2 separate regions of the Homo sapiens genome follow, and region 1 is linked to region 2. The links are chromatin contacts, found by Hi-C or POLR2A ChIA-PET in ENCODE. All regions are on one chromosome and are shown on one strand. The core of a region is the stretch at or near the end of the contact, and the rest is flanking DNA. Distances in the headings are between cores, read along the strand shown.

The links. Hi-C counts contacts between places; a loop is a spot of excess contacts on that map. ChIA-PET counts read pairs that join two places held with the same protein, here RNA polymerase II (POLR2A). Pooled maps may share reads with other maps.
Region 1: a loop to region 2 is called in a pooled map, with 5 times the contacts of the local background. The contact joins the enhancer-like site here to the promoter of NIPSNAP1 in region 2. A Hi-C loop is called at or near these places in 1 of 50 pooled maps. POLR2A ChIA-PET finds 5 or more read pairs at or near these places in 2 of 52 experiments (GM10248 and T-cell).

What each region holds. Positions count from the first base shown.
Region 1 is chr22:31,675,409-31,680,133 of GRCh38, reverse strand. No RefSeq gene overlaps it. Among named protein-coding and RNA genes, the nearest start is that of PISD, 16 kb to the right of the region's middle. Within about 2 kb of position 3,258, at least 24 of the 41 ENCODE cell types and tissues checked have a DNase peak (open chromatin) inside an H3K27ac peak, as active enhancers do.
Region 2 is chr22:29,578,278-29,582,994 of GRCh38, reverse strand. NIPSNAP1 (nipsnap homolog 1) reads left to right here and starts at 1,882. Exons shown (of 10, transcript NM_003634.4): 1 at 1,882-2,010. The coding sequence starts at 1,913. RefSeq lists a silencer at 2,076-2,125 and an enhancer at 2,109-2,721.

The DNA of each region.
Region 1 (4,725 bases), core at 2,009-4,508, 2.1 Mb before region 2:
GGAATTCTATCCATGTAGTCTTCTATTTACAGAACTTAACTGCGTGACAGCTGTGCTTCTTGTTAGGTTTCATGGTTATTTGGAGAAATGTACTCTCCTACACCATTTCTTGAGAAAAGAGTTGCTAATTAACAGTTAAGGCAGTATAATCTCTTTAACCTCTCATTACAGAATCTTGTGTTGGTAGAGCCTGGTGAAGACTGATCAAAACTAATTTAAGGCTGAGCGCTGTAACTCATGCCTGTAATCCCAACACTTTGGGAGGCCGAGGCAGGTGGATCACTTGAGGTCAGAAGTTGAAGACCAACTTAGCCAACATGGTGAAACCCCATCTCTACTAAAAATACAAAAATTAGCCAGGCATGGTGGTGCACGCTTATGATCCCAGCTACTCGGGAAGCTAAGGCTGGAGAATCACATGAACCTGGCAGGCAGAGGTTGCAGTGAGCCAAGATCACGCCACTGCACTCCAGCCTGGGTGATAGAGCGAGACCCTGTCTCAAAAAAAACAAACCACTGATTTAAGAATCCTGGCCAGGCGCAGTGGCTCACGCCTGTAATCCCAGCACTTTGGGAGGCCGAGGCAGGCAGATCATGAGGTCAGGAGATCGAGACCATCCTGGCTAACATGGTGAAACCCCGTCTCTACTAAAAATACAAAAAAATTAGCCGGGCGGGGTGGCGGGTGCCTGTAGTCCCAACTACTCAGGAGGCTGAGGCAGGAGAATGGTGTGAACCCGGGAGGCGGAGCTTGCAGTAAGCTGAGATCGCACCACCGCACTCCAGCCTGGGCGAAAGAGCGAGACCCTGTCTCAAAAAAAAAAAAAAAAAAAAAAGAATCCTCTCTGTGGTGTCCTGTCCTCTTCCAGCAATGGAAAACACATTTCTATTTACTTTCCCTTTTTTTTTTTTGAAACAGTCTCACTTTCGCCTAGCCTGAGTGCAGTAGCACAATCACAACTTAGCTCACTGTAGCCTCGAACTTCCTGGCTCAAGAGATCCTCCTACCTCAGCTTCCCAAGTAGCTGGGACTACAGTCATATGCCACCAAGCCCAACTAATTATTTTTTGGAAGAGACAGGGTCTCACTATGTTGCCCAGGCTGGTCTCAAGTGATCTCCTGCCTTGGCCTTCCAAAGTACTGGGATTACAGGCATGAGCCACCGCGCTTGACCTCCCCCGCCACCACTCCACCTTTGAGACCGTCACGCTCTATCACCCACGCTGGAGAGCAGTGGCATGATCACGGCTCATTGCAACCTTGGAACTCCTGGGCTCAAGCCATCCTCCTGCCTCAGCCTCCTGAGTAGCTGAGACCACAGTGCCATGACACCAGGCTAACTTTTTATTTTCTATAGAAGCAAGGTCTTGTTACATTGCCCAGGCTGGTTTCTAACTCCGACCTTCAAGCAGTTCTTTCACTTTGGCCTCCCAAAGTGCTGGGATTACAGGTGTGAGCCACTGCACCTGGCCAATATCACAATTCTGCGGTTCATTCTGGGATTTCTCCTTTTTATCTTATTATTTTTTTGAGACAGAGTCTCACTCTGTCCCTCTGGCTGAAGTGCAGTGGTGCGATCTCGGCTCACTGCAACCTCTGCCTCCCAGGTTCAAGTGATTCTCCTCCCTTAGCCTCCCAAGTAGCTGGGACTACAGGTGTGCATCACCACGTCCGGATAATTTTTGTATTTTTACTAGAGACGGGATTTCACCATGTTGGCCAGGCTAATCTCGAACTCCTGACCTCAGATGACCCACCCGCCTCGGCCTCCCAAAGTGCTGGGATTACGAGCATGAGCCACAGCACTCGGCCAGATTTCTCTTTTTTAAAAAGTGTTCTAGAAAATTCATAATTCTTCAACTTACAGGGTCATAAGTGAGTCCTTCATGACATCTTTCTCAAACCACCAGTCCCTCCTCCTTCCTTATCCACAGCTGATAGTTTTCCTTCGCATTTCACTGAGGAGGTAGAAGCAATCTGAATACAACTTCCACACCGACACTTGGCTTTTCCTTGCTCGGATCTCATGATACGTGTGCACTTGCTGCCTGTGCCGACAGTGATGCCCTTCTCTCACATTTCTACATGGTTCCTTCAGTTACTGTATTCAGATATGTGCCTTTCCAGATCCCTCTACTGGGAAGTGTACTGCCTCCCATTATATGTCCTCCTTATGGTGTGCGAGATAAGAGAAAGATTTTTTTTTCTTTTTTTGAGACAGAGTCTCACTCTGTCGCCCAGGCTGGAGTGCAGTGGTGTGATCAAGACTCACAGCAACCTCCACCCCGGGTTCAAGCGATTCTCCTGCCTCAGCCTCTCAAGTAGCTGAGATCACAGGCGCCCGCCATGATGCCCGGCTAATTTTTGTATTTTTAGTAGAGAAGGGGTTTCACCATGTTGGCTAGGCTGGTCTCGAACTCCTGACCTCAAGTGATCCACCCGCCTCGGCCTCCCAAAGTGCTGGGATTCCAGGCGTCAGCCACCGCGCCCGGTCGGTGATATATATATATATATATATATATATATATTTTTTTTTTTTTTTTTTTTTTTTTTTTGAGGCGGATTCTCGCTCTGTCGCCCAGGCTGGAGTGCAGTGGCGCGATCTCGGCTCACTGCAAGCTCCACCTTCTGAGTTCACGCCATTCTACTGCCTCAGCCTCCAGAGTAGCTGGGACTACAGGCGCCCACCACCACGCCCGGCTTATTTTTTGTATTTTTAGTAGAGATGGGGTTTCACCGCGTTAGCCAAGATGGTCTCGATCTCCTGACCTCGTGATCCACCCGCCTTGGCCTCCCAAAGAGCTGGGATTACAGGCGTGAGCCACGGCACCCGGCCTGTTTTATATATTTTTTAACACCACCACGTCCCCATATTATTCACGTTAAGCTCCTTGAGGTCAAAGACTTTGCTATATTCACTCTGGCCCCTCGGACATCTAGAACAAAACTTGGTCTTACGTGGTGGGAGCTCAGGAAATACTTCATGCGTCAATGAATGATTCCCGCCCCCGTTGCTACACAGACCTGCCCAAGTCCTCTTTACCTCGCTGACTCTCTGAATATTTGAAGACGCCCCCTAATTTTTCTCCACCCCTTCTTAAATTATTCCTCAAGGGACCTGGATTCTAGCTGCCCGAGCACTGACAGCGAAACCGGGCACTTCCTGGTATTCGGATATGCGCAGCGCCAAGCGCAGCCGCACCCACTGCTGGCCTCACGCCGTCTGATTGGCTGCAGCTCTCCGGAGGGGCGGGGCCATCCGAGAAGCTATCCATATTGGAGGAGGCTGCTAGTCCTTTGCTGGTACCTGCCGGGCTGGAGAGCGGGGAGGGTCACGTGGTTAAGACTCGCCACGTGGGCCGGGCGCGGTGACTCAAGCCTGTAATCCCAGCACTTTGGGAGGCAGAGGCGGGCGGATCACTTGAGACAGGCCTGGCCAACCTGGTGACTCTACTAAAAATACAAAAAATTAGCCGGGAGTGGTGGCGCGCGCCTGTAATCCCAGCTACTCGGGAAGCTGAGGCAGAAGAATCGCTTGAACTCGGGAGACTGTAGGTGCCGTGAGCCGAGGTCGCGCCACTGCACTCCAGCCTGGGAGAAAGACTCGCCTAAGCAGTTTCTCTCTTTTCTTTTGCATTTTTAATCTTAGACTTTTGGAGATGTTGAAATGGTCGCTGAAACACTGCAAACACAGGGATGGGGGACAGATCCCAAAGTATAGCAGCTACTCATGAGTCCCAGCGCCCCTCCTGTCCTTCCCCTACTGCTGCCTAAGTGGTCTTCCTAAAACACAAGTTTGCACTTGTCAGAACCACTCCTTAAGATCTCTCATGGGTTGCCCTCGTCTCCAAATAAAGATACTAACCACTGAGCTGGCCACGGTGTCTCACGCCTGTAATAGCAGCAGCACCTGGGGAGGCCAAGGCGGAGGACGTTTCACTTGAAGCCAGGAGTTCGAATGTGTGTGTGTCTGTGTGTGTGTGTCTGTGTGTGTGTGTGTGTGTATATATATATATATATATATATATATATGCCGGGCACGGTGACTCACGCCTGTAATCCCAACACTTTGGGAGGCCAAGGTGGGTGGATCACCTGAGGTCAGGAGTTCAAGACCAGCCTGGCCAACATGGTGAAACCCTGTCTCTACTACAATACTAAAAATACAAAAATTAGTCGGGCATGGTGGCAGGAGCCCGTAATCCCAGCTATGTAGGAGGCTGAGGCTGGAGAATCACTTGAACCCAGGAGGCGGAGGTTGCAGCGGCCAGAGATTGTGTCATTGCACTCCAGCCTGGGTGACAAGAGCAAAACTCCGTTTCAAAATAAATAAATATATATGTATATATATATAATATACATAATATATAATATATATTATATATATTTTTTATATATGGGGGGGGCAAGGTCTTGCTATGTTGCCCAGGCTGGATTAGAACTCTTGGGCTCAAATGATCCTCCTGCCTCAGCCTCCAAAGTAGCTGGGATTACAGGTGTCAGCTACTGTGCCCAGCCTATTTTTACATCTTTATTTTTATTTTATTTATTTATTTTTTGAGACGGAATCTCACTTTCTCGCCCAGTCTGAAGTGCAGTGGCGTGATCTTGGCTCACTGCAGCCTCCGCCTTTCCGGTTCAAGTGATTCTCCTCCTTCAGCCTCCTGAGTAGCTGGGATTACAGGCACATGCAAACATGCCTGCCTAATTTTTGTGTGTTTAGT
Region 2 (4,717 bases), core at 633-3,132:
AAGGGATTAGTTTAGAGGGCGGGCAAAAGAGCTGGGCAGGGCAGAAAGAGGCCCCAGGATTTTCAGGCAGAGAAGTCAAAGGGGGATGAAAAGGGGAAAGGAGATGGTGGAGATAAAGTGTCTGCAGCTGACAGCCTTGCCCCTGTCTTCACTTGTAAGGAAGTTTGTTTCTTTGATGGTGATAAACCTGGCATGTGAATGCCTTTCCCCAGAGAATGCACCACAGAGGAGCACGTAACGTTGTATACAATTTCAGGGGGCTTACTGATGCAACCCCTTTGCAGAAATTTTAACAGTGAGAAAATTATGACAGTGAAAGTGATCTGACCTAACCGACTCCATTTTGCTTCTAACCCCCAAACTGTCCATATTCATTCCTGGGCATAGGCCAAACTTACAGTCTTTTTGTTTGTTTTTTGAGACGGAGTTTCGCTCTTGTTGCCCAGGCTGGAGTGCAGTGGCGCGATCTCGGCTCACTGCAACCTCTGCCTCCAGGGTTCAAGAGATTCTCCTGCCTCAGCCTCCCGAGTAACTGGGATTACAGGTGCCCGCCACCATGCCTGGCTAATTTTTTTGTATTTTTAGTAGAGACGGGGTTTCACCCTGTTGGCCAGGCTGGTCTTGAACTCTTGACCTAAACTTCTGATCCACCTTTGCCTCCCAAAATGCTGGGATTACAGGCATGAGCCACCATGCCCGGCAGCAAATTTATAGTTCAACTTTGAAACAAAGATAACAGCCCTCTCCCAAAATAAACCCCTTTCTTGCCTGGGGACCAGACTGCTTTTGTAAGACTAACAAATTAGCCACGAGATTAGAAATTACGGTTTAGGAGTCATGCAGGTAGTGGCCACAGATTCTAAACCTCCCCAGTTGCTCCTAGGGATAACATCACTACTGTAAAACCTAAGATTGGTGCTCAAGATATTTTTCCGATCCTGCACTCAATGGATCCGCTGGCGATACACAGATTAAGAAACCGGATCATCCGGTTTTGTGGCCCCCACCCAGAGATCCACTCAGCACAAGAGGACGGCTTCCACTCCCTATGATTGCATCTCCGACCTGACCAATCAGCACTCTCCACTCTCTGGCCCCTACCCACCAAATTATCCTTAATAAAACCCAGTCTCCGAATTTTCAGGGAGACTGATTTGAGTAATAATAAAACTCCGGTCTCCCATTCAGCCGGCTCTGCATGAATTAAACTCTTATTGCAATTCCTCTGTCTTGATAAATCCGCTGTCTGGGAAACGGGCAAAATGAACCCATGGGGTGGTTACACTGACCCTCTGCTGCACATCCCGGACAGCCTTGTTAAGAACCCTTGGTAGGCTGGGCATGGTGGCTCACGCCTGTAATCCCAGCACTTTGGGAGCACGAGGCAGGCAGATCACGAGGTCAGGAGATCGAGACCATCCTGGCTAACACGGTGAAACCCCGTTTCTACTAAAAATACAAAAAATTAGCTGGGCGTGGTGGCAGACGCCTGTAGTTCCAGCTACTCGGGAGGCTGAGGCAGGAGAATGGCGTGAACCCAGGAGGCGGAGCTTGCAGTGGGCCGAGATCGCGCCACTGCGCTCCAGCCTGGGCGACAGAGCGAGACTCCGTCTCAAAAAAAAAAAAAAAAAAAAAAAGAACCCTTGGTATTATTGTTCCACGCTCCCATTTTACCGAGGTGGATCCTGAGGCCCAGAGTGGGCAAAGGGCTTGCCAAGGTCGCAGAGCGCGCAGAGGATTAGAACCCTGACTTCCGTCCAGCACCTGCGGAGTTGGAGACGCCCACAGGAAACGCCCACCTGACCGGGTGAGTGAGGGGGCGGGCGAGCCGGAGGGGTGGAGTTTATTCGCGCCCCGCCTCCGCCACCAGGGCTTGGGGGCGGGGCCTTCCTGCAACCTTTGCGGCTCCAACATGGCTCCGCGGCTGTGCAGCATCTCTGTGACGGCGCGGCGGCTGCTGGGGGGCCCGGGGCCTCGCGCTGGGGACGTTGCGTCTGCAGCTGCGGCGCGGTGAGAGCCCGGCCAGGCAGGGATAGACGCGCGCGGGGTGGGGTGCAGGCGCGGGGGCCAGGGACTGGGTCGTGGGGGAGGGGCTGAGACTCCTCGCTTGGAATCTGGGGGTTAGAGGCGGGGCAGGATCAAGGCCTAGGGAGGGGTCTGGGCAAAGAATGGGGGAGGTGAGAAAGGGATGGGTAGGGTCTTTGTCCTGGTTGGGACCGGGCTGTGATGGGGACCTGATGAAAGATGGTGAGAAGGGCAGGTACTGGGCCCTGGAGAGTGGGAGAGGGCAGAAGACAGGAGGAGTGGCCCATTCCCAGGCGTAGCTTGTGATTTAACACCCACTGGGGGCTTCTGGTAGTCAGCTCCTCCGTCGGGAAGTTCTGTGGGAAAGAGATGATGGCAGGGGAGCAGTGGGGGATCCCCAGGGGCCATGGCTGCACAGACCCTTTGTTCCTCCACCTCGAACTGTACAGGTGGGGAAACGGACCTGAGAGGGAATGGGAGTTGTCCAAGGTCACCCTCCCTGCTGTGCCGTGGCAGCACCAGGTCTGGGACCCAGGCCTGCCAATGCGCCATGCACTTTGCACCCAACTGGTGGCCTCCTGGGAGTGGGAGTCTGGCTGGGCCATGTGCTCTCAGCCTGGGCTTTTGTTTGGGCCCTGCTCTGGGCTGAGCTAGGGCTTGGCCTCCCTGACTGGCCCTGGGCAGCCCCTCACTCCTTGGTCCCCACAGCCCTGTACTTCCCCCATCTCTGCATATATGACCCTGCACAGTTATGACTTGGTGCTTGTCTGTCTCTCTCACTAGACCATGATCTCATTTTTCTCTGTTTCCCCAGCCTCCCACCCTCAGAGGGCTCAGGACTGTGTATGGTCAAGGAATATTTACCAAAGAAGTGAGGCCACCTGTTCCCCCTCCCCCAACCTGTGAAAAGGAAGCAACCATCCCTCCTGCCCTGCAGCCCAGGAATGAAGCTGCAAAGTTCTGATAGTGCCTGCCATGAGATGTTACAGCACAGAGCAGTGGGGCTTTTGGACAGCTGGGAAAGAGGAGTGGCATAAGCGCCCCACCTAGACTGCCCAATAATTAGGGATAAAGCTGACACCGTGGGAAAAGCCTAGAGTTTGCCTGGCACTAACAGATCTAACTCAGACTTTGTAGGTGGGGTGACCTCAGGACTCTTTAAGCCTCGGGTTCCTCATCTGTAAAATGGGAGTAATCAGGATGTATCTCATAGGGTTGTTGAGGATTAAAGATGCTGTGGTTGGTCGGGTATGGTGGCTCATGCCTGTAATCCCAGCACTTTGGGAGGCCGAGGCAGGCAGATCACTTGAGGTCAGCAGTTCAAGACCAGCTTGGCAACACGGCGAGATCCTGTCTCTATAAAAAGTACAAAAATGGCCGGGCGCGGTGGCTCACGCCTGTAATCCCAGCACTTTGGGAGGCCGAGGCGGTGGATCACGAGGTCAGGAGATCGAGACCATCCTGGCTAACACGGTGAAACCCCATCTCTACTAAAAATACAAAAAATTAGCTGGGCGCGGTGGCAGGCGCCTGTAGTCCCAGCTACTCAGGAGGCTGAGGCAGGAGAATGGCGTGAACCCAGGAGGCGGAGCTTGCAGTGAGCCGAGATCCTGCCACTGCACTCCAGCCTGGGCGACAAGAGTGAGACTCTGTCTCAAAAAAAAAAAAAAAAAAAAAAAAGTACAAAAATTTCACCATGTTGGTGAAAACGTGTCTCTACTAAAAATACAATTAGCTGGGTGTGATGGCTCACCCCTGTAATCCCAGCTACTAGGAAGCTGAGGCAGGAGAATCAATTGAACCCGGGAGACAGAGGTTGCAGTGAGCCGAGATCACGCTACTGCACTCCAACCCGGGTGACAGAGCGAGACTCCGTCTACAAAAAAAAAAGATTCCGTGGTTGTGAAGTGTCTAGCACTTGACGAACATGCAGTAAGTGTTGCTCCTTAACCCCTAGCCTATGTTTCAAGCAATTTCTGCATGTGACCCACATAATGTTGAGGCTCAAAGGGCTCTGGGAAGATCATCTTTTATGAGCCCTTTGTTTTCCAGATAAAAATATCAAGATTGGGGAAGGGACAGAATGGATTGGTGGTAAAACCATTTGTGTGGCAAACACCCAGAGGCTGTAAAAGGAGCATGGGTCTCAGAGTCAGCCTGCTGCCCCTCACTCAGTGACCCTGGATGAGTTGCTGAACCTCCGTCAGCCTCAGTTTCCTTTTCTGTAAAGTGGGGATGTTGGTGTTTTCGGCAGGATTGCTATGAAGCCACTTGAATTAATGTTTATCAAGTCCCTCAAGGACTGTCTTGCAGTTACTTATACCTTAATTCCACATTGGATACCTGAGAACACTCTGTCCTGCTGCCCCTCAGGCTGCCCCATATCTCTCCAGAGTCACTAGTAGGGCCAGCAGCAGCCCTTCTGGCCTGTGAGGTTTGGGGGCAATGAGGCTGCTGGGGTGGGGATGGAGTGTGGGCTTTGAAATCAGATGGACCTGGGCCAGGCACCATTGCTCACGCCTGTAATCCCAACACTTCGGTAGGCCAAGGTGGGAGGATTGCTTGAACCCAGGAGTTTGAGACCAGCCTGGGCAACATGGCGAGATCCTGTCTCTATAAAAAATACAAAAATTTGGCCAGGCACAGTGGGTCATGCCTGTAATCCCAGCACTTTAGGAGGCTGAGGCGGGTG